Regions from separate parts of the Homo sapiens genome. Here all the other regions are linked to region 3. Evidence: chromatin loops called from intact Hi-C (ENCODE). Cell type or tissue: OCI-LY7. All regions are shown on one strand.

Evidence for each region. Hi-C counts contacts between places; a loop is a spot of excess contacts. Peaks named below come from ENCODE experiments on the same cell type or tissue, not always from the same donor. Only the 100,000 strongest peaks of a DNase experiment are listed, where the experiment ranks them.
Region 1: a loop joins it to region 3, with 5 times the contacts of the local background. A loop is called at or near these places in 2 of 110 quality-filtered maps.
Region 2: a loop joins it to region 3, with 4 times the contacts of the local background. A loop is called at or near these places in 3 of 110 quality-filtered maps.

The regions. Positions count from the first base shown.
Region 1 is chr17:3,444,107-3,452,106 of GRCh38, reverse strand. SPATA22 (spermatogenesis associated 22) reads left to right here. Exons shown (of 9, transcript NM_001170698.2): 6 at 2,958-3,300; 7 at 5,506-5,635. Among named protein-coding and RNA genes, the nearest start is that of OR1E2, 14 kb to the right of the region's middle. In OCI-LY7, CTCF peaks have their summits at 4,049 and 4,249 (motif pointing right); a DNase peak (open chromatin) is centred at 4,256.
Region 2 is chr17:3,531,128-3,539,127 of GRCh38, reverse strand. TRPV3 (transient receptor potential cation channel subfamily V member 3) reads left to right here. Exons shown (of 18, transcript NM_145068.4): 7 at 3,415-3,555; 8 at 6,191-6,471. Among named protein-coding and RNA genes, the nearest start is that of TRPV3, 23 kb to the left of the region's middle. RefSeq lists a silencer at 3,330-3,379. In OCI-LY7, CTCF peaks have their summits at 3,229 and 3,429; a DNase peak (open chromatin) is centred at 3,477.
Region 3 is chr17:3,044,086-3,052,085 of GRCh38, reverse strand. No RefSeq gene overlaps it. Among named protein-coding and RNA genes, the nearest start is that of OR1D5, 16 kb to the left of the region's middle. In OCI-LY7, CTCF peaks have their summits at 3,223 (motif pointing left) and 7,993 (motif pointing right); a DNase peak (open chromatin) is centred at 3,075; H3K4me3 peaks cover 1,623 bases; H3K27ac peaks cover 586 bases.

The DNA.
Region 1 (8,000 bases), 400 kb before region 3:
TTCCCATAAGTTTTGGTATGTTATGTTTTGTTTCTGTCTCAATAATTTTAAGATTTTCTTTTTTAATTCCCTCTTTGATCAATGATTGTTCAAGAGGGTGTTGTTGTATTTGTGAATTTTTTCATTTTCTTTTCTGGTTTTCTTTTTTTTTTTTTTAATTGAGACAGAGTCTCGCTCTGTCGCCCAGGCTGGAGTGCAGTGGTGCAATCTCGGCTCACTGCAATCTCCGCCTCCCAGGTTCAAGTGATTCTTCTGCCTCAGCCTCCCAAGTAGCTGGGACTACAGGTGCATGCCACCACACTCACCTAATTTTTGTATTTTTAGTAGAGACGGGGTTTCACCATGTTAGCCAGGACAGTTTCGATCTCTTGGCCTTGTGATCCGCCCACCTCGGCCTCCCAAAGTGCTGGGATTACAGACGTAAGCCACCATGCCTGGCGAATTTTTCCATTTTCTAGCTGTTATTGATTTCTAGTTTTATACCATTATGGTCAGAAAAGATACTTGGTGTGATTTTGATCTTCTTAAATTTGTTAAGTCTGTTTTTGTGACCTAACGTGAGTTATCCTTCAGAAAGTTCCATCTGTGCTTGAGAAGAATGTGTAGTCTTCTGCTGTTGGTTGGCAAATTCCATATATGTCTTTTGGGTCCATTTGATCCATAGTGTTGTTCAAGTTCACTGTTTATTGATTTTTCTGTCTGGATGATTTATCTATTATTAAAAGTGGAGTATTGAGCTTTCTTTTTTTTATTATGTTGCTGTCAATTTTTCCTTTTAGATTTGTCAATATTTGCTTTATATATTTAGGTGCTCTGATATTGGATGTATATATGTTCACAATTTTTATGTCTTCCTATTGAATTTACCCATTTATCATTATATAATGACTTTCTTTGTCTTTAGAAACAACTTTTAACTTAAAGTCTATTTTGTCTGACATAAACTTAGCCACCCCTGTTTTCTTTTGGTTGCTGTTTGCATGGAATATCTTTTTCCATCCCTTTATTCTCAGCTTTTATGTGTCTTTGAATCTAAACTGAGTTCATTGTAGACAGCATACAGTTGGATCTTTAATCCACTCAGCCTCTCCTCATATAGGCATACCTTATTATGTTGCACTTTGCTTTATTGCACTTCACAGATACTGCATTCTTTACAAGTCAAAGTTTCGTAGTAACCCTGCATTGAGCAAGTCGATTGGTGCCATTTTCCAACAGTATGTGCTCACTTCATGTTTCTATGTCACATTTTGGTACTTCTTGCAATATTTCAAACTTTTTCATTATTATTATATCTGTTATGATGATCTGTGATCAGTGATCTTTGGCATTACTACAAATGTGCTGAACAGAGAGTTGTAAAGCTGAAATAAATTTTTCTAGACTATGAATAATAAAAGTAATTTCTATAACCATGAGAGTGAGGAAAGACAAAATTGTGTTTCTGTTCTCTTTATTGAAAATAAAATTACAAAATTGTTGCGTGTGATGGTACGTACCTGTAGTGCCAGCTACTCTGGAGGTTGAGGCAGGAGAATCACTTGTGCCCATGGGTTTGAGACTGGCCTGAGTCCAAAAAAATTACAAAATTATTGTCGTATGAAGAAGTGATCAGTGTAGGAAAAAATTTCTATAAAGGAGTATCAGGCAGTTAATTTATAATAATTCTAACAATTTTTTTCTGGGTATCGTGATGTTTGTGGTGTTTATAACTTAAATTGTTGTAATTGTGCTTTCTTTTCTCGTTATTTTGTACTAACTTTGTACCCAATTAACAGTGTTCCCCAAATTATACAAGCTTCAGACCTCATAAAACTTGGATTTGTTCCTGGTCAGCAGTGTACCTAGACCTCTTTTTGGATTATTTACCTAAGTAGGGGATGGGTTGTATTGGTTGCCCTCTTGTGATACTTGTGGTATTTCCAGGAAAATTACTGAGAATTAAGAATTTGTGGGCTGGGAATGGTGGCTTATGCCTCTAGCCCCAGCACTTTGGGAGGCCAAGGAGGTGGATCACTTGAGCCCAGGAGTTTGTGGCCAGCTTGGGCAACGTGGTGAAACCCTGTCTCTACAAAAAATAACAAAAATTAGCTGGGCATAGTGGCACTCACCTGTAGTTCCAGCTACTCAGGAGGCTGAGGTGGGAGGATCGCTTGAGCCTGGGAGATTGATGCTAGAGTGAGCTGTGTTCTTGCCATTACATTCCAGCCTGGGTAACAGAACGAGACCCTGTCTCCAAGAGAAAAAAAAAAAATTCGTGACTTAGACTAGTTTTGTTTCCTGTGGAACTCCTAACTAGGCTGCTCAGAAATTATGCTTTTGATTTTGGCCTCATTAGCATCTAGCATAATGTTCTGGTCAGCTGATATAACACACTTAATGTTGCTGACAAATGCTGTACCAAATACATTATAGGGCTTTTAAGCTGTGCAGTAAAACCACAAAATTTCTAATCAAATATTAATAGCTATCTATCCTGCTTATATGTATTCTCCTTGTGATTTAAAATCATTGCTAAGCCACAGTTTAACTTCTTAAAATTTTACTTTGTAGAAAATTTTAAAATTGAATATATAAAGAAGCAAGTAAATGCCCTCAAAGTCTTACCACTTGGATACAACTACTATCATATGAAGAATGCTATCATTTAAAAATATACTTTGTAGTACTAGACTCTGAGTTGGGAGATCTTGTATTTCCTGGGTTCTAGACTTGTGAGTAATTTCCTGTATGACTTTGGACAAGTTAATTCCTCATTAGGGATCAGTCTTCTCATCTGGAAAGAGAGGTAGTACAACATTGTAGGGTTGTTGTGATGTATTTGGAATTTCTCAGTAGTTAGTTATAAAGTGCTTTCTAAGTCATAAATTGCCATATAAATGAATTTTTCATTATTAATTTTTTTTGTAATTAAGAAACCATATAGAAACAAATGCTTTTTTTTTGCACTATTACAGCTACAGAGATGGTAACAAAAATACCAGCTTGAAAACTTGGAATAAAAATGATTTTAAGCCTCAATGTAAACGAACAAACTTAGTGGCAAATGATGGAAAAAATTCTTGTCCAGTGAGTTCGGGAGCTCAACAACAAAAACAATTAAGAATACCTGAACCTCCTAACTTATCTCGCAACAAAGAAACCGAGCTACTCAGACAAACACATTCATCAAAAATATCTGGCTGCACAATGAGAGGGCTAGACAAAAACAGTGCACTACAGACACTTAAGCCCAATTTTCAACAAAATCAATATAAGAAACAAATGTTGGATGATATTCCAGAAGACAACACCCTGAAGGTAAATGTTTAAATACAAATTAATGACTTATTTACATTTTTAAAAATATGAGGTAAATATTTAGAAAACTACAGAGATAAGAGCGCCTGAAATAAATTCCATGACATACATTACTTGATTAGCATAAATATTCAGTTCCATTGAAGTGGATGAATGTTAGTTTCCAAAATATTTTCTTAGAGGGTATGAATGGCTGCTCCTTTTCCTTTCAAACTTTAGAGTTTTCTGCTGGATTCTGACTTTCACTTTACACTCATTTTAAAGATAAAGACAGTTTATCCATTGTTTATGAAGTTACCCAGGCTCTTGATATGTCATTCTAAGTATTTTTCAACAGAGGTCAGCAAACATTTTTCTTAAAGGGCCAGACAGTATTTTTGGCTTTATGGGCCGTACTGTCTCTGTTGCAGCTACTCAGCAATACTACTCAACTCTGCCACTGTAGCTTGGAAGCAGCCATAAGCAATACATAAATGAATGGACACTGCTCTCCTCCAACAAATGTTTACACAAATAGATAGCAGGTTAGATTTGCACTGCAGGCCATAGTTTTCTTTATGATCAACTTATTATGACCTTTGCTTTATGATCTTGTCCTAGTCTACCTTTGTAGCCTCATATTTCATAGTCTACTAATTGTCCAATGCTCTAGCCACTTCAGACTCGTCACAATTCTCTAAACATAGCATACACTCTGTGCTTTGGTTTATATTCTTCCCTATACCTGTATCTCAACTGTACTTCCTCTCTACGCTCAGTGCTCTGATTGCTCTTTGTAAATGTTATTTATATATTATGTGTGCTGGTTATTCCTCATCTCTGCTCCCTGGCCCCTTGGCCCACTTGATTCTTCACCTGCCCTTCTCTGTTGTGGAAGGCTGAACTGTCCTATGTAGTGCATCATCCTGAGATTGTTTACTTGCTGGCTTTTGCTAGAGGTCAGCCAGTAGGAGTCACTGGTACGACATCATAGGGTGGGAGGAAAGGTTGGGTTTTCTCACTTTCTCCTGTCTTAAATGTTACATCACCAGCAGTGGCTGTGTCACTGCATGATGTAGCCCCTTCATGAGTATAGCTTTCCTGGGCGTGATACTTTTATTTTCTCCTCTTGTCCTTTCAGCCTAGGAATGGTAACAACTTCTTACAGTTGTTAGTTTTTGTTCTGCCCTTATGTCTGAAAAAGCAATCTTTTCAAAAAGCCATCGGGGTAAAATTTGTTTTTGCATGTTTTGTTTTTTGTTGGAAATAAGATTAATAAAGCATGTTTCACAGTGGTTCTCAATCTTATGTTTCCTTGTACTCAAGAATTATATGACATAATCACCTTAGTAACAGTGGTTTACTGTGGCCATCATCAACAGGAGGCATGTTAGAATCTTCGTTAAGCGGGGGAAGAGGGAAGAAACTACCTGTATTTTGAAAAAAGGTCCCATCATATGTTCTTCACAACCCTCACCCTCACAAAGGAAAGCGTCCCCTTGCCTTTGAAAATTAGTATTTTAACACACTGTATTCTTAGTTGATCTTCAAAAATGCTAAGAACATTTCCATCTCAGGGCTTTTATACTTGCTGTTCCCACTGTCCTCATTCAACAACCCACTTAAAATAATAACCCCCATCTCTCTCTCTTTCCATTTACCTTGTGTGTTTTTTTCCTAAAAAAAAAGTACATTTCCTGACATTCTGTTATATGTTTACTTATTTTTTAAATCCTCCACTAGACAATAAAATCTTCGAGGACAGATATCTTGACTGTTTTGTCCATGAATTTTTCCTAAATAGCTATGTTTGGCATGTAGTAGGTGCTCAGTAAACACTTTTGAAACGAATGAATGAATGAATGTGTCTGGCTCCTTCCCTAGAGTCCCCTAGAGTGTGAGTGCACTAGGGAAAGGAATGGCCTTACCTATATTTGTCACAGGATCTGGCATATGATGCTTTAAAATAGTCAATGAATGAATGAGTGAATGAATACCTATATAAATAATTCTCCTCTTGATTGTCTCTAAGTGCACCCTGGTTTCTCCATCTGTAATATAGTATTGATGGCCTTATTTTAGGGAAGTAACTATACTAAAATTTTCAGTAGTTCTTTTTACACACTTGTCCATTGTAAGGACTTAGAATTTTTACGTAGAAGGTAAACGAGTATGATGAAAAAAACAAATATTTTTCTAATACTATGTTTCTTATTTTTTCAAAAGGAAACCTCATTGTATCAGTTACAGTTTAAGGAAAAAGCTAGTTCTTTAAGAATTATTTCTGCAGTTATTGAAAGCATGAAGTATTGGCGTGAACATGCACAGAAAACTGTACTTCTTTTTGAAGTATTAGGTAGGTAAAATACTTTAAAAATACTTCAGTAATACTCTCTGGAGGACAGGTTTTAATGTCTGATTAGTCCTTTTTCTTCCAAATAAAACAGTCTGCTTTTTGCTACTCCCTAAAGTGTATTCAAAGAACTGGTTTTAATAATAGTCCCTGTGGTAGATAGAATAATGCTCCCTAAAAATGTCTACATTCTAATTACCAGAATAATGCACCCTAAAATGCCTACATTCTAATTACCAAAACCTGTGAATGCTACCTTATATGGCAAAAGAGACTTTGCAGATGTAATTAAGTTAGGGATCTTGAAATGGGAAGATTATCTTGTATTATTTGGGTGGGTTCAATGTAATCACAAGGGTCCCTTATACAAGGAAAGCATTGAAAGATGCTACCTTGCTGGCTTTGAAGATGGAGGAAGGGGCCATGAGCCAAAGAATGCAGGCATCTTTGAGAAGTTGGAAAAATTAAGGAAATAGATTTTACTCTAGAGCCTCCAAAAGGAACATGGCTTTGATGACTCATTATAGACTTCTGACCTCCGTAACTATTAAGATAATGCTTTTGTGTTGTTTTAAGCCAACCACTAAGTTTGTGGTAATTTGTAAGCAGCAATGGGAAACTGATACAGCCTCCTCCTTTTCCTTTTGTCCTGTTATATATATATATGTAAATATAAATGTGTGTATATATAGATGTAGATTTCTATCAGTGCAGTCATTTCACATGTTTAACTTTCACCTAAAAATGATTCCAGTTTCTCTCTTGTTACCATTAAGGAAAAAGCTTTATTATATAAAGTGACATTGGATTCAATAGAGACTCAGACTTTGAGTAAAGCACGCTGTATTCATTTTCAATTGCTGCGTAACAAAGTAATGGAAACTTAGCAGCTAAAAACCACACCCACTTCTTAACTCAAGTTTTGTAGATCAGAAGTCCATGTGGGCTTGACTGCGTTCTATACTCAGGGTATCACAGTGCTAAAATCAAGGTGTTGGCTGGGCTGGTTTTGTTCAGTTTTCGTTTTTGGCTTTTTGGAGGTTTCCATGCCTCTGGCCTCTGGAACTCCCATATACTTCAGGGATTCTTTATCAAGTCCTACTCATGTTGCTTGAAGCATATCTCTTAGCTGGTTGGCATGACTGTTACTACTCTGTTGAAGCTTGACTTAGCTCTTATTTTGTTCAGTTCTTACCAGTAGCCACGTAACTGCAATAGCAGATGGTATTCTATTTCATGTCAGTTTTCTGTCAGAGCTAGAATACTGTCAGAGGTAGAACATCTTATTTCAAAGATCTTAACCCCTGTTGGACTTCCCACTAAATTGCTTTTTCCTGTGTGAAAGATGCCTTTGGCTCTCACCTCATTTACAGAATATAAATATTAAAATAACCTGAGCCTATTAAAAGGACATGCTGATTCCATTCATTTCCCCAGGTTCTCTTTGGTGAGTTGTTCAGGTTCACTCCAGAATAATCCTTTTAAGAATATCACAATACTCATTATAAACACCAATAGACATTCTTATCAAGAAATGAAGGGGGTCCATGCTTTTATATGTGATGGTTAGCTTTCATAGTGCTATAATAATCCTGAGTTCCTAGGCTAGACTCTAAACTTATCAAAGGTAGATACTTCATTTTACTACACTTTAGTGTCTAGCACACTGCACTGTATATAGGAAGTATCTTCCAGTTGCAAGCACCCCCCAGAAAAAAACAACTTTAGTGGATTTTAAATACTCATTTATATTGCTATGTATAATATTGTGTTGCATAGAGAATTATTCACGCAACTGAAAAGTGGCTAGGTTTCTGACTTCAGGCAAAGCTTGATCTAGCTGCTCAAGAGATGGCACAGTGATTTCTCTCCATCCTTCTGGCCAGTCATAACGTTGGCTTCATCTTAAGGCTCCACACTATAGTCTCTCCAGAAGCTTCTGACTCTCTCCTTATGGTAGCAAGTTGATTATTAAATTTTTGTAGACTATACATTCTTATACCACACCGTCATATTCTTAGATTTTTCTTCTGATTGCTCTTTCCTACAAACTAACAAATGAGTCTTTGCATATAACCATTTCTGACTTGGTAACATGCCTATTGCAGAAACCCTGAACTACGTAGTTGAGTAATAAAATATGCTGATTGGATTAAGTCAGTCACAGTTCACTCGTGGATCTGGGGATGGGGACAAATCCTATCCAAATAATATGGCTAAAAATGGAATTTTCCTGAAGGATAATCTGGGTCTTTTTAGCAGAAATGGAGGCCAGCCTCAAAATAACAAATGCCCACTACCAGTACTCAGTAGATGGTTATTAAATAAATGAATAATGCTGTCACTTCATAATAGTTTCTTGAGATAA
Region 2 (8,000 bases), 490 kb before region 3:
CTTATGCCAAAATATGAAAGTCTAGCTTCTTTTCACCAGATTCGTCTGCAATTGCGGCTGCACCTTGGCTAATTTCACCACTCCCCCACTGACAGACAGTCAGGTGTTTCCAGCTGTGTTGTGACAATGTCACAGTGCACGATCTTGTCTATGACCCTGTGCACAGGTGCACATATGTTTCAGAAAATATTTTGAATTGGAATATCTGGGTTCAACCGCATGCATATTTAAAGTTATAATAGTGGCCAGGCGCAGTGGCTCATGCCTGTAATCCCAGCACTTTGGGAGGCCAAGGCAGGTGGATCACTTGAGGTCAGGAGTTCCAGACCAGCCTAGCCAACATGGTGAAAACCCATCTCTACTAAAAATACAAAAACTAGTAGGGCGTGGTGGGGCACGCTTGTAATCCCAGCTACTTGGGAGGCTGGGGCAGGAGGATCACTTGAACCTGGGAGGCGGAGGTTGCAGTGAGCCGAGATCGCGCCACTGCACTCCAGCCTGGGCAACAGAGGGAGACTCCATCTCAAAAAAAAAAATTTTTTTTTAAATAAATAAAATAAAGTTATAATAGTTATTGCCAAATTTGTCTCTAAAAGATACTCATTTACTCTCTCCCCACAACGGTGTACAGAAATACTCATTCTCCTACTTATCACTAACACTGCAAATTATCCTTTTTTTTTTTTTTTTGTTCTTTTCCAGTCTGGTGGGTGAAAAGGGTTAACTCTTTAGGTTCTAATTTTCATTTTCCTGACCACCAGTGATTCCAAACATCTTTCACTTTGTTTATTCACTGTGTGTATTTTCTCCTCTGTGAGGTGCTTGTTTATAATCTTTTCTCAGTTTTCTTTTAGACTGTTTGTCTTTCTATTGATTCATAGGCGCTTGTAATATATTATAGACTTTTAAAAACACAATGCCTTTCTATTTTTTTTTTGAGACGGGGTCTTGCTCTATTGCCCAGGCTGGAGTGCAGTGGCATGCTCACTGCAAGCTCCACCTCCCGGGTTCACACCATTCTCCTGCCTCAGCCTCCCGAGTAGCTGGGACTACAGGCACTCACCATCACGCCCGCCTAATTTTTTGTATTTTTAGTAGAGACAGAGTTTCACCAGGTTAGCCAGGATGGTCTCGATCTCCTGACCTCGTGATCTGCCCGCCTCAGCCTCCCAAAGTGCTGGGATTACAGGTGTGAGCCACCGTGCCTGGCATGCCTTTTTTTTTTTTTTTTTTTTAAAAAGACAGAGTCTTGCTCTCTAGCCCAGGCTGGAGTACAGTGGCGCGATCTCTGCCTCCTGAGTTCAAGTGATTCTCCTGCTTCAACCTCCTGAGTAGCTGGGACTACAGGTGCCCGCCACCACACTTGGCTAATTTTTTTGTATTTTCAGTAGAGATGGGGTTTCTCCATGTGGGCCAGGCTGGTCTCGAACTCCTGACCTCAAGTGATCCACCCGCCTCGGCTTCCCAAAGTGCTGGGATTACAGGTGTGAGCTACCGCGCCCGGCCCTAAAACACATTGCCTTTTTATATATCTCAAATATTTTCCCCAGCCTATCACTTGTCTTTAACTTTCATTAGGATGCATTCGGAAATACAGAAATCTCCGAGGTAGGGGGATTGCTTGAGCCCAGGAATTCAAGACCAGCCTGGGCAACACAGCAAGATCCTGTCTCTACAAAAAATTTTAAAAATAAGCCGGGAGTGGTGGTGCAGGCCTGTAGTCCACACGTGTGTGTGTATATATGTACACAGAAATAGTTTTATTTACTTATCTAACATAAAATAGGACCATCACGTCTGTATTCTACAAGTTGCTTTGTTTGATTAACTGTATGTCTTAGAGCATTTCTTATGCCAAATATGAAAGTCTAGCTTTTGGGGGGCTGAGACAGGAGGATCGTTTGAGCCCAGGAGTTCAAGGTTGCAGTGAGCTATGCTCACGCCACTGCACTCCAGCCTGGGTGACACAGCAAGATCCTATGTCAAACATACAAACAAACAAACAAAAAACCAAAAACCCCCAAAACCAAAAACCTTTATGTAAGCAAATATGTCAGCCTTTTCTTTATGGTTTCTGCCTTTTGGATCCTGCTTAAGAAGGTCTTCCCTACCAAAAGGTTAGCTATAAACAAACTTTCTAATGTGTCTTAAAGCTTGGTTCTTTAATCCACCAAGACTATGTTTGTTTATGACACAGCGGCAGCTCTTTGGAAACTGCTGTTTCTGTTGGTGCATTTCGAGACCCTTCCCCCACTCCAGCCTTCTGGTCCCTTCCATCTGGAAGTTCTCTGGTCTCCAGCAGGCTTAGTGTCTCTCCCGCTACCCTTCTTTCCTCTTGCTGTGTCACCAGCGTATCATTCACCCACCGCCAGGGCTGAATACCTAGATCTTACCTGAGACACCCTTCTTCCCAGCCGGGCATCCTGAAGGCTCTTTCTCCAGAGGGTCTTTGGGCTTCCTCCTTTCTCCACCCTTCATGTGCCCTCCAACTCCCCTTAGTCCAGGCCTCATCATTTTTTTGTTTGTTTGTTTGTTTTTTGAGATGGAGTTTCACTCTTCTTGCCCAGGCTGGAGTGCAATGGACCAATCTCGGCTCACTGCAACCTCTGCCTCCTGGGTTCAAGCGATTCTCCTGCCTCAGCCTCCCAAGTAGCTGGGATTACAGGCATGCGCCCCCACGGCCGGCTAATTTTGTATTTTTAGTACAGACCATGTTTCACCATGTTGGTCAGGCTGCTCTCGAACTCCTGACCTCAGGTGATCCACCTGCTTTGGCCTCCCAGTGTGCTGGGATTACAGGCCTCATCATTTCCTTCACTGGTCTCGGCTGCTTCTAACGCATCCTCCACTTTTGCAGCCAGAGAGGTCTGAAAACACCCATGCACCGAGCCCTACATTCTCGTCCTGCCAGTTTCCTAATTCAAGGCCGTCTGTGACTCTGGCCCTTAGCACAAGCTCTGCCCTCTTGCCCTGGCTGATGAGCTGGCCCCACACCGCCTCGCTAAACTTCTGAGGTCCCAGGTTAGAGAGCTCTGGGAAGCCCCCTGACGCTCTCTGGCTGTGAAGGGCCCTTGCTCTGGGTACCGCAGCTCCTGCACCCCTCTGAATCGTAGCACCTCGTTCTCAGTGACACTGCGGGCTTCTTGAGGAAAATAATCGAGATTGCGTCTTGGGCACCCACTGACCCCCAGCGCCTGGGGCCGGAGCCCGGAGCAGGCGCTCCACAAACATTTCTTGGGTCCGCGCAGGCATGAAGGAAGCAAAGAACAAAGCTGGGATTCCTGGTAGCTGGCGACACAGACCAGGGTTCTGATCTCCCCGTGGGTTCGGGGAGGGTATGGAGGCCAGAGCGGGTGGGCAAGAGGCCCCTGTGCCCGGCGCTGAGGCTCCCGCGCGTCCCCGCCCGCTCCGCAGGGCAGACGGCGCTGAACATCGCCATCGAGCGGCGGCAGGGGGACATCGCAGCCCTGCTCATCGCCGCCGGCGCCGACGTCAACGCGCACGCCAAGGGGGCCTTCTTCAACCCCAAGTACCAACACGAAGGCTTCTACTTCGGTGGGTGCCGCCCCCGCCCGGTGCGGAGTCTGGGAGGAGGGAGGAGGGAGACGGGAGAGGAAGGGAGGGAAGGGGAAGGAGGGAAGAAGGGAGGAGGGGGGAAGAAAGAGGGAAGGAGGAAGGAAGTGAGGAGGGAGAGGGAGGAAGGGAGGGGGAAACAGGAAGGAGAGAGGAGGGAGAGGGAGGAGGGAGGAAGGAAGCAGGAAGGATGAGGGAGGAAGGAAGGGAGGAGGGAGAGGAAGGAAGGGAGGAGGGAGAAAGGAAGAGGGAAGCAGGAAGGAGGGAGGAAGGGAGGAGGGAGGAGGGAGAGGGAGGAGGAGTAAGGAGGGGGAGGGAGGGAGGAGGGAGGCAGGAGACAGAAGGGAGAAGGAGGAGGGAGAGGGAGGAAGGGAGGAGGAAGGAGGGCGGAGGGAGAGAAAGGAAGGAAGGAGGGAGGAAGGGAGGGGCCACCCCGCTTTGAGCTCCACCCACACTGTCCCTGCCTTAAGAAGCTCTGGTGCCCCAGAGGGGCAGGAGGGGAGGAGGCTGGGCATGTCCATCTGAGCAGGACACCAGGGTGGACCAGAGAAGGAGGGGCTGGGAGGAGGTGTTGGGGGAGGAGTCCATGTTCCGGTGGTGTCACCTGGTGGTCTTAGAAGCATTGTCCTGGGTAGCTCTCTGAGGGAACAGAGACCTGGGAGGGAGGCTGAGGAGGCAGCCCCATTTTACAGGCGAGGAGATGGCTCTGTGAAGGGAAAGGACTTGCCCCAGGGTAGCAGGGCATTGACTTAGGTGTCCTGGCCTCCAGCTCTGACCTCTGTGCCAGGGCCCAGTGCATCTCAGGACTGCAGACAGGGAGTCGAGAGTGAGAGGGCAGAACTCCCCTGCCTCACAAGTCACAGAGTCCAGAAGCAATTGGGGTTAGGATGCTCTAGGAAAAAAAAAAAAAATTGAAATGCATAATTTAGATATAGTGAAAGTCACCCGTGTTAGAGGACAGTTCTGTTCATTTTCACAGTGCGTCGAGTTGGTTCACCACCACTGCAGTCAGAACAGGGAACAAATGGCTCCGTCACACACAAAAATTTCTCTGTGTAACTTTGTTGCAGAGGAGACCCCTCCTGCCACCCAGTCTTGCCTGACTGATGATCACCCATCTGTTTTCTCTTCTGGGTGTTATTTTTTTTATTTTTATTTTTTTAATGGAGTCTCACTCTGTTGCCCAGGCTGCTGGAGTGCAGTGGTGCCATCTGGCTCACTGCAGCCTCTGCCTCCTGGGTTCAAGCGATTCTCATGCTGCAGCCTCCTGAGTAGCTGGGACTATCTTCTGGGTGGTTTTTTAATCAGCAGGACTAGCTAGTCTGTGCTCTGGGCAGCCCTGCGTGTCCAGGTGTGGGTGTCCTGGAAAACGGGGTCTTGTCCAGTTCATCGTGTGTCCCCATTGCCCTGCATAGGAGCTGGTTGGACCTGGTGTTGGGAAGCATTTGTTGGGTGGGGCGAGGAGAGGGGAGGCAGCTGAAGACCTGGTGTCCGGAGCTGGTCGTGTCCCAGGCTTGCTGTGTGACCTCATGTGAGTCACTTGCCTTATTTTTTCTTAACAAGCATTTATTGAGCACTTACTGTCTACATCAGGCACTGTTCTAGGTACTTGAAATGTATCAGTGAACAAAATAGAGATCCTTGCCCTCATGGAACTTACATTCTAGACAGGGAGAGACCATCGGTAATAAGCACTATAAATAAGAATTTTATATACTATGATATGAAATGATAAGTGCTCTTAAAAAATACAAAGTAGACCGAGTGCAGTGACTCACATCTGTAATCCCAGCACTTTGGGAGGCCAAGGCAGGTGGATCACGAGGTCAGGAGTTCAAGACCATCCTGGCCAACATGGGGAAACCCCATCACTACTAAAAATACAAAAATTAGCCGGGCGTGGTGGCGGGCGCCTGTAGTCCCAGCTACTCAGGAGGCTGAGGCAGGAGAATAGCTTGAACCCGGGAGGCAGAGGTTGCAGTGAGGCGAGATCGCACCACTGCACTCCAGCCTGGCGACAGAGTAGGACTCCATCTCAAAAAAAAAAAAAAAAGTAAAGCAGAGGACAAGGAACCAAGAGTTCTGTCTGGGACAAGAGGAGGGTGGATTTTAATTTTAAATAGAGTGGTTAGGGTGGCTCACTGAAAGGTGACATTTGAGCAAGGACTTGAAGGAGGTGAGGGAGAAAGTGACTGGGCTATCTACAGGCAGAGGGGACAGCCGAGCGAAGGCCCCCAGGCGGCGTGTTGGAGGAGGTGGAAAAAGGCCGTTGTAGCAGGAGGGAGTGAGTGATGGAGAGAGGAGGTCAGAGTATGCAGGGCTTTGTGGGCTGTCATTGGAACCTGTGCTTTCATTCTGGGGGAGGCACTAACAGGTTGGTCTGGCTGCTGTGCTGAGCAGAGTATTAAAGGGCCAGGGTGGAGGCAGGGAGGCCAGTTAGGAGGCTACCGCAGTGATCTAGCTTCACTCTTCCCCGTAGAAGCGGAAGATGGGGAGAGGGCTAGGGAACCTGAGGTGCCCATCCTGCTGAGATAGGATATGGGCCCCAGTCCTGGGGCTTGGGGGACGCTGCTTCCGGCCCATGAGAGAACCAAGCTTCAGTGCGCTCATCCCCCAGGTGAGACGCCCCTGGCCCTGGCAGCATGCACCAACCAGCCCGAGATTGTGCAGCTGCTGATGGAGCACGAGCAGACGGACATCACCTCGCGGGACTCACGAGGCAACAACATCCTTCACGCCCTGGTGACCGTGGCCGAGGACTTCAAGACGCAGAATGACTTTGTGAAGCGCATGTACGACATGATCCTACTGCGGAGTGGCAACTGGGAGCTGGAGACCACTCGCAACAACGATGGCCTCACGCCGCTGCAGCTGGCCGCCAAGATGGGCAAGGCGGAGGTGGGGCCATGGGGCGTGGGGAGGCAGGAGGTCGGGAGGTCAGGAGGTACAGCTGCCACCCTCTCAGCCCCGGGGGCCTTACTGGGGATTCACAAACCACAGCCTCAGCCTTGAGAAGGTCCCAGCCTTGGGTCCAGAACTGCAGTGGCGTGGCGGCCGGAGGCAGGTTTGTTCTGAGGGGCCACGCGGAGCTGGTGCGATGCAGCCCACTCTCTAGACTTCAGTCCCTAATACGCCGCGTTTCCATCTCTTGTCCTGGGAGGGCTAGGCTGGGGGAGCCTGAGGCTGAGGTGACACAATAGCCCCAGCAGTGGGTGGCCCTTGGGGCCTTCTGCCTCTCACGAGGACGGGAGTTCCAGAATGGCTGCTGCGGGCGCAGCGCTAATATGCTGCCATTTCCCAATTATGGGGAGACCCCAGCCTGTTTGTGCGGTTGGAACTCTGTGCCAGGTCCCCAGCCAAGAGTGTGGCCGCTTTGGGCCCTTCTTGCCTTGTGTGATGTGGCTGAGAAATCGAGGCTTGGCTGGGAGCCTTGGTGAAGACTTGAGCAGGGCTGGGCTCAGATCTCTTTCAGGGGCCGGTGTCATGGCTTGGTCTGAGATGTTCTTCTCAGGGGACTGATTCTGGGGTCCAAGCGTGTTCCTCAGCCTCACTGTCTCTACGCTCTGCGAGGAGGCTGTGGCTCCTGGGACGCCATCAGAGGACACTGGGGGGTGGTGACTGTTGAGTAATCGCAGCTGTGCCAGCCTCAGGGTACCCGCCTCCCTGGTCAGCTGCCCCGAGGGCCTTGGTCCTGTCCCAAGTGGTCAGGGCTGGGACCCACAAGGGGCCTTTTGATTCTCCCGTGGGGGAGGAGGAGATGGAGAACGGCTTCAACAGAGGAGGAATTGTGTGTCTGCCTCCCCGCAGCTCCTGCCTACCCTCAGGGTCACAGCTTGCTGGGGCTTTGAAGAGTCAGCTTGTGGTTGCAGAAGGAGCCTTCTCCAAGGCCGTCTTCCCTGTGTGCCACTGTGGCGGGTGCTGTCCCTGCCACCCCAGCCCAGGGAGGAGGCTTCCTGCATGGAGCATGGTCCCAGGACCCCCTTGTTTTCTAGGGGACAGTGTGCCCGCTGTGGCCGGCCCGGGGGAGGCACCTGTCTCCCGCTTCCCTCCTCTGTTCCGTGTCCTCCAGAAAACTTTTCTGGATGCTGCCCAGCTTGGCCACCGTCCTGGGGCTTTTATAGGCTGGGGTGCGGGGCGGAGAGACCTGGCCTTATCCCTAGAAGCTCTCTGCCTGGGCTCTCATGACAGATGGGATGGGAACCCAGTGGGTCTTGTGAGGCCAGGTCTCTGACACTGTCCTTCCCAACAGTCCCTTCCTCTTGGGTCTTGAGTTGGTGTCCTAGGAAGTCCATGTCTCATCCTGGGGTAACCCAGGGCTCAGCTTTTTGGAAGTAGGAAGCCAGAGACAGCAGCTCTGTGTCCAGCCTGCACTTTGGAGCCAACCAGGAAGCTTCACAAATACAGACTCCTGGGTCCCACCCTGGATA
Region 3 (8,000 bases):
ATGTCATTGAGGGCCCCTATGGCTAGTTAAGGAGCTTGGATTGTATGCAATAGACAATAGAGAGTCCATGAAAAGTCTCAGGCATGGAAATGACACACCCAGCTTTGTGTTAAGTGGCATTGTCAACAATGCATGTGAAACAGGGCTGAAGGGTGAAGTCAGGGAGATCAGTTAGGAGACTGCTAAATTGGCCAAAGTGAGGGGAAGCACCTGAAGAGGCAGTAACAGAAGCATAAAGGAGAGGAAGGATCAGAGAGGAATTTAGGAGGTAAAACTTGCAAGAGGGAAGCCGACACTGTGTATTTTTGGAAGGGAAATCACAGTATCAAACATTCAAAAGCAGAACCTCTCAGCATCTACCCTCGCCCTTCCCAGCCAGCATGCACCTGATTAGACATTCTGGTTTTGTTCACCAGTTTTCCCAGTATCTGGGTCAATTGTTTCATACATAGTAAATGCTTGATAAATACTTGTTGAATGAATGATGGATGAGTAAGAGGACCGAGGCCACAGTCAACTGACACAAGATGTGGCTGCCACTTCCTGACTGTAAGCCTTCAGAAGCCATATCAAATTATAGTCTCTACACTCACACAAACATGCAAGGTGAAATGCAATACAAGGAAAGGGCTGCCACGGAAGCACAGCCTAGCTTTGCTTTAACAGCAGCTGAAGAATGAAGGCACACGCACCCTCTGGTGCAGCAGAGACCGTGGAGTGAAACAACTTGTCATTTTCAGTGGAGCCCAGGCCTTTCTCGTCCATTCCAAGGCCATAGGACACACTGCCTGGCCTGCAATTCCTCCACCACCAGGCAAGCAACCCACTTAGCTATGAGCCAAAAACATCTTCTTAGCCTAACAATCTCTCTCTCTCTCTCACACACACACACACATACACACACACACACACAGAATCCAGATCTCAGCTCTTAAGAAAATGACGAGAAGTGCATATTTTGAGGACCCGCAGCAGTGGTACCTAAGATGCCATTTCAGTGTGAAAAAAAAATCGAAACCCCATCCTACTTAACCCATATTATTATTGAGTATTCATTGACACGTTTTTTAATTGGCTTTCTAATCGGCTTGCCTGCAAAAACAAACAATGCAAATATGCAGAAAGTTAAAAGTAAGAAGTGTATCCAAAAGTGCCTATTTGCATAGACCATGTTGTGAAGGATGCTCAAGACACTTAGAAGCTCCCCCTGGAAATGGGAACAGGGGACTGGAACTGACTCTCGCCCGCTAGAGTAGGAGACTGACTTATCACTAATTATCCATTTACATGGCTTATTTTTTCATGTATATGTATTAGTTTTTAAAAAGCATATTGTCAACAGTAAAATTTTAAAAAAAATAAGGCCAGGAGCAGTGGCTCACGCCTGTTCCCAGCACTTTGGGAGGCCGAGGCGGGCAGATCACCTGAGGTCAGGAGTTCGAGACCAGCCTGGCCAACATGGTGAAACCCAGACTCTGCTAAAAATACAAAAATTAGTCGGGAGTGGTGGGGGGGGGGGGCGCCTGTAATCCCAGCTACGCGGGAGGCTGAGGCAGGTAAATCGCTTGAACCCGGGAGGCAGAGATTGCAGTGAGCTGAGATCGCACCACGGCACTCCAGCCTGGGCCACAGAGCAAGACTCCGTCTAAATAAATAAATAAGTCTGCGCCCTTCCACTTCTCATGTCCACTTTGATATCACATGAGTAACCACTGTTAATAGTTTGGATGTGTATCCTTTCAGATGTTCATCGTTTCCTCCACAGATTTTCTGGCCCAGCAGCATAAGCCTATTTATGTCTCCATGTGAGATCATAGAATATACGATATCAAATTACCTGGACGTAGCAATAAGGCTCTGTGTTAACTTTGTGGTTCACAGTTCAGAGCAACAGAATGGTGACCCAAACATGGAGCAAGAGACACTGCTGGAGCCGCTTTTGCCAGTTTGCCAATGTGGCATTGCCAACTCTCCCTGCCCTCTGCCTCCTGGCGCAAGCCCTTGTGACTAGACCACTGCCTCAGTACCCAGTCCCAGTCCTGGGCTGGCTTCTAAAACAAACTCTACATTCACTTTTATTATCTAGAGCCCTCCCTGTTCCCATTCTGATGTGTGTCACCTCAGCCTTTTATCTGCGTATGTGTATTCAACAGGACCCAGGTCTGGGCCTCTGCAGCGAGGCTGGGCAGCCTCTCCTGGTGTATAAGTAGCCACTGGTCTGTTTTGCATGAGTCAGAACCCAGCGATTTCATGACAACCTGGAGTGCGTGTGTGCCTTGAGATGGTTGGGAGACAGAATCAGTTTTATGCACCAGCCACTACAGGCACCTGTGCCTCAGGCCTATAAACTTTCCAAGGATTCATAAAATGCTTGAATCCTGAAAGAAAAAAAATATTTATTACTAGCTCCAAAATGCTAAAAGCGCAAAGTTGAAATTACTAAATATTTATTTGAATGCATACGAAAACTGGCACATCAACTTGTCAAGAGAAACTCAAGTTTTCTAGACGGTCACCTACGTATCCTGTTTACTGTGGGATGCGGGTGCAAGAAGGCCCTTGAAGGTCCGGTACTTGGTCTTCCAGCCCCTGGCTGGGGCTGCCTCCCACTCGCCCAGCGTGGTCTCCTCCCCGGCCATAACCCGAGCCAGGGCTCCACCCCAGCCTCCCGTTCAGCCCGCAGCAGGGTATCCAGGTCTTCAGTGCAAAGAAGACACCTCCACCTGCCTCCCGCCATTTTCCCCTGAGGGCTGTTGAGTCCCACAACCCACCCCGGGGACAGCTGCCGCTCTGGAGGGTTCTGAACCTCGTCCAGCCCCGTTGACCGCGAGCCCGAGGCACACAACGGTGGAAAGAGAAACGAGCTTCCAGCAGCGTACTGCACCCCTCCACCCCCAGAAAACCCAGATCCCCAGCCGCTGGGAAACTGAGAGCAGCGGTGGGACAGCAACCAATGGGAAGCCCAGGAGGGTGGGACTCCTGTTTGACTGACCAATGGGAGTTCCTCGCAAAGCCGGACCTCACGGCCTGTTGCACACCCGATTCCACTCCCCGGAGGGGCTGAGCAAAGTCGCAGGCCCGGAGGCGACAGCCAATGAGGAGATGGAAAAGGCGGGACACCGGCAGAACCAGCGAATGAAAAGCCTGGAGAGGTCCACGCTCCAATTCCCTTCGCCGCCCGCAGCTGGATGTCGCCCTGTGGTTCCGCAGGTTGCGCGCGCCATCCAGTGGCAGCCGGGCGGGGAGGTATTCGAGATCCGTGCGTCTTCTCCGGAACCCCTTCGTAGGGCTCCCCAGTTTCAGGAGAAAGGATGACCCTGCCCGCCCTCCACGTCCACCGGGGAGCGAAATCGTCCTGGGCCCTCCATCCTTCCTGAAAGCGTCCTTCTTTCCTACCGCCCGTGCTCTTCTTCTGAGAAAGCATCGGAAGCTAGGATTCTAAATTCCGTTAGAAGAACACTGTGCAATGGCAATGGCCTATCAGACCGTTAGATGACCAAAGGCGCTGATAAAATGTAACATTGATTGGTAATTAAAAAAAAAAAAGAAAATGAAATTTTTAGTCAACAGGAATTAAACAAACCTGAATTTAATGACAACTCAGAAAACCATAGTGAACCTCACAGTGTTTGAAACGCCAGACGCATTCCTATGAAAGTCGAGCTGGATGCGAATGCCCCTGCTCTCACCGTTTTTATGTAATGTTTTGGAGCGCCCAGGCAAGATATAAGACTTCAAAGGGGGCAAGGCGGTTAAAACTGGGGGGCAGGAGGAAAACAAAATATTATTATTTCAGGTGAAATGATTTATACTTGAAAATCAAGAAACATTAAAAACTAGAGAATTCAGTCAGGTCTCTGGAAGAAAAATATATTTGTGTGTGGAACGTGTTGTCTGGGAGTATACAGAAAAAAATAAAGAAAAGGAAAGAAGACTATAGATATCCTACATGCTAGCATCAGAGATGTTGAGGAAAGAAGACCCCATTCGCTGGAAAAACGAAGGCAAATTTTTCATATGTAGGTGATATGATTCTATACTTTGAAAGACAGAGCCCATTAAAATTGTTAGGAACAATAAGAGAATAGGATGAGTTGGCTGGATGCAAAATCAATATACAAAAATTAATTCTATTTCCGTACGCAAACAACCAGGCAGAAAATATAATGGTAAAAATATCCTATGTGTAATAACAGCAAAAAAAAGAAAAAAGAACTGAGAATAAATTCAATAAAAATTTTATTATTCTGGCCAGGCACGGTGACTCACGCCTGTAATCCCAGCACTTTGGGAAGCCAAGGCGGGTGGATCGCTTGAGGTCAGGAGTTCAAGACCAGCCTGGGCAACATGGCGAAACCCCATCTCTACGAAAAATACAAAAATTAGCTGAGTGTGGTGGCAGGCGCCTGTAATCCCAGCTACTCTGAAGGCTGAGGCAGGAGGATCACTTGAACCCGGGAGGCAGAGGTTGCAGTGAGCCGAGATCACACCACTGTACTCCAGCCTGGGCGACACAGCGACACTCCATGTCAAAGAAAAAAAAATTTTATATATATATATATATATATATATATATATATATATATATATATATTTCTACTGGAGTACATAAAAAGAAAACTTGAAATAATAGAAAGATATATTTGTGAATAGGAAGTTTCTATGTAATAAAAATGTCAAATCTCCCTAAATTAAAACTTTATCGTGACCCTAAGAAAAGTTCCAAAAAGACTTTGGAGAACTAGAAAACTTGATCTTAAGTTTATATGGAATTATAAGGTTCCAATAAAATCAAAGAAATAGCATAAAATGCCCCTAACCTGAAGGTCACATATATCAAGGTTAAAGAATCATTGAAGGTCCAAAACAATGAAAGCAATTGTTTAAACTCATGCCAAGATATATCAACAAATTTCAGATCAACTGTATATACATTCTATTCTCTTATTGTTAGTAATAATTTTCAATGGACATTCTTTGTGTTTCCAAGTATGCAATCATAACATCTGCATATAATGAAATATTTGCCTTTGGTCTTGCAGGGAACAGGTTGTTTCCTGCACAACATCTTTTAAGTCTTTGATGCTGGCATATGCGGATCATAAATACTTCCGGGAAAAAAAAAACAGATCAGCAAAAAAAAAAACATGATCAACTACAAAAGCTCAAGAATCAAAATGGTAACTCTGGATGCTAGAAGACAGCGGAGTGATGCCCTCAAAATTCTGTGGAAATAAATATTTTCAACACAGAATTTCCAGCCAAACTAGTCATCTAGTGTAGGGGAGAATAGAGACATTTTCAGATGTGAAAGGACTTAACACATTTGTCTTCCATCCTTCCTTAAGAAGCTACTGGGGGGTGAGCTCCAGCAAAACTCAGGAGTAAGTCAAGAACAAGGAGTTCATGGGATCCAGAAAATCACAGATGTTACCCAAAAAAGAAGTCTGGGGAATACAGCTGTGCTAAGCAGGCCTAGAAAGTAACAAGGCCAAATTGAAGCAAAAAGAAATCAGGCTCCAATGAGTTTGGTACCAGGAAAATAGTAGCCCTCATAGAACATAAGGGAAAAAATGAGACTGTGTATATGAGGAAGAAGGCAAATTAAAGTGAAGGTAATTAGTCATTCCAGGGAAAACGTAAAGTTGTACAAGAAAGGACATAAAATTCTACTTAATTTTATAGTAAACAAGATTTATATCATTATAATGACCAGTATACTGACTGCCACATAACTCAAAATACTGTTATATTTTGGGAAGATGAAGAAAGGGAATAGGGTTAAGAGAACTAATTCCATCACTAGTCATTACAGAAATGCAAATAAAAACCACAATGAGATACCATCTCACACCACTTAGAATGGCGATCATTAAAAAGTCAGGAAACAACAGGTGCTGGAGAGGTTGTGTAGAAATAGGAATGCTTTTACACTGTTGGTAGGAGTGTAAATTAGTTCAACCATTGTGGAAGACAGTGTGGCGATTCCTTTAGGATCTCCATTTGACCCAGCAATCCCATTACTGGGTATATACCCAAAGGATTATAAATCATTCTACTATAAAGACACATGCACACATATGTTTAGTGCGGCACTGTTCACAATAGCAAAGACTTGGAACCAACCCAAATGCCCATCAATGATAGACTGGATAAAGAAAATGTGGCACATATTCACCAGGGAATACTATGCAGCCATAAAAAAAGGATGAGTTCATGTCCTTTGCAGGGACATGGATGAAGCTAGAAACCATCATTCTCAGCAAACTAACGTAAGAACAGAAAACCAAACACCATGTGTTCTCACTCATAAATGGGAGTTGAACAATGAGAAACAATGGACACAGGGAGGGGAATAACACACACTGGGGTCTGTCGGTGGGATGGGGGGCTAGGGGAGGGATAGCATTAGTAGAATACCTAATGTAGATGACGGGTTGATGGGTGCAGCAAACCACCATGGCACATGTATACCTATGTAACAAACCTGCACGTTCCGCACATGTACCCCAGAACTTAAAGGATAATTTAAAAAAAAAAAAGAAAATGTAGTATATATAACCATGGAATACTACTTAGCCATATAAAAAGGACAAAATATGTTTTGTGCAGCAACTTGGATAGAGCTGGAGGCCATTATTCTAAATGAAGTAATTCAGGAATGGAACACCAAATACCATATGTTCTCACTTATAAGTGGGAGCTAAGCTATGGGTACGCAAAAGCATACAGAGTGGTATAACGAGCTATGTAGACTAAGAAGTGGGAGGGTGAGAGGGGGTGAGGGAGAAAATACTACATATTTGGTACAATGTACGCTACCTGGGTGATGGATGCACTAAACTCTCAGACTTCATGACTATGCCGTTCATCCATGTAACCAAAATCCACTTGTACCCCAGAAGCTATTGAAATTTAAAAAAAAAAAATTTCAACCAAAATGCTCTGGTGCATAGAAAAATGTTCTTATAAGTTCTTGTGCTGTACCATTTAATTTTTTTTTCGGTTTTATTGAGGTACAACTGACAAAATTGTATAAATGTTGTTTTAAAAGTCAGCAGGAAACAAAAGTCAGTAGAAGCTTTTGCAATGTCGGTTTTACTTTCGCGTCACTGCTACTCTTCCCATGTTCATGAAATGGTCAGGTATTTTAGGTTATCAGCATAACCCAGGTTTCCATACACCACTTTTGTCTTTAATAAACAGGGTTCTGTAGTAGACACCCATTGGGAACGTGCCAGCTCACAAGAACCCTTTAACAGCCCCCCATCACCCACAGGGCTATCTGTGGCACCCACAAGTCCAGCCCACTGGGTGGAGTTGATCAGAGTAGGAGGTCATCACCTGACCCTCTTGGGCTGATCAGAGTCTCCCTCATGGGACTCTGGAATAGAACCAGACACTAGCCCTGGACTCCCTCTTAAATGAGGGAGATGTGGATTCATGTGATACAGAAAGGTTCTCCCCAGAGAAACTGAGAAAGCTGCTCTGTTAGTCTGGGTCCAATCAGGAGAGAGAAGCCACACAGTAACTTGCATAGGAAGGTTTCATATAAAGAATTCTTTAGCAGGGGATTGGAGTACTGAGGGATTGGCTACTAATAAGCGAAGACAACTCTAACAGATACAGGAATAGCGGAAATAAGGAGCAGCCTCCACCCCTAAGGGTAAGATAGAGCATCCAAGGAAGAGCTGCCCGCCCCCACCGCCAGGACTATGCTACGATCCAGCCCTGGATGGCCTTGGGTCACTGGATGGAAAAGTCGCTGTGGTGCCACACCAGTAAAGCATACTGAAAATCCACCCTCTGTTCATGGGGAGGTGTCTCACTGGAGGTACTGTGCTGCAAGACCACTGGGGCACTGTGGTGGGGACCAGCAGACAGGAAGGAGTTGCTGGCAGGAGAAGCAGCTAGCCACGGGGCGCGGCTGTGTGTCATGCCCTGCAGGGGGTGGGCACTGGAGAGGCTGGGGATGGGCAGGGGAGGGGTGCTGGAAAGGC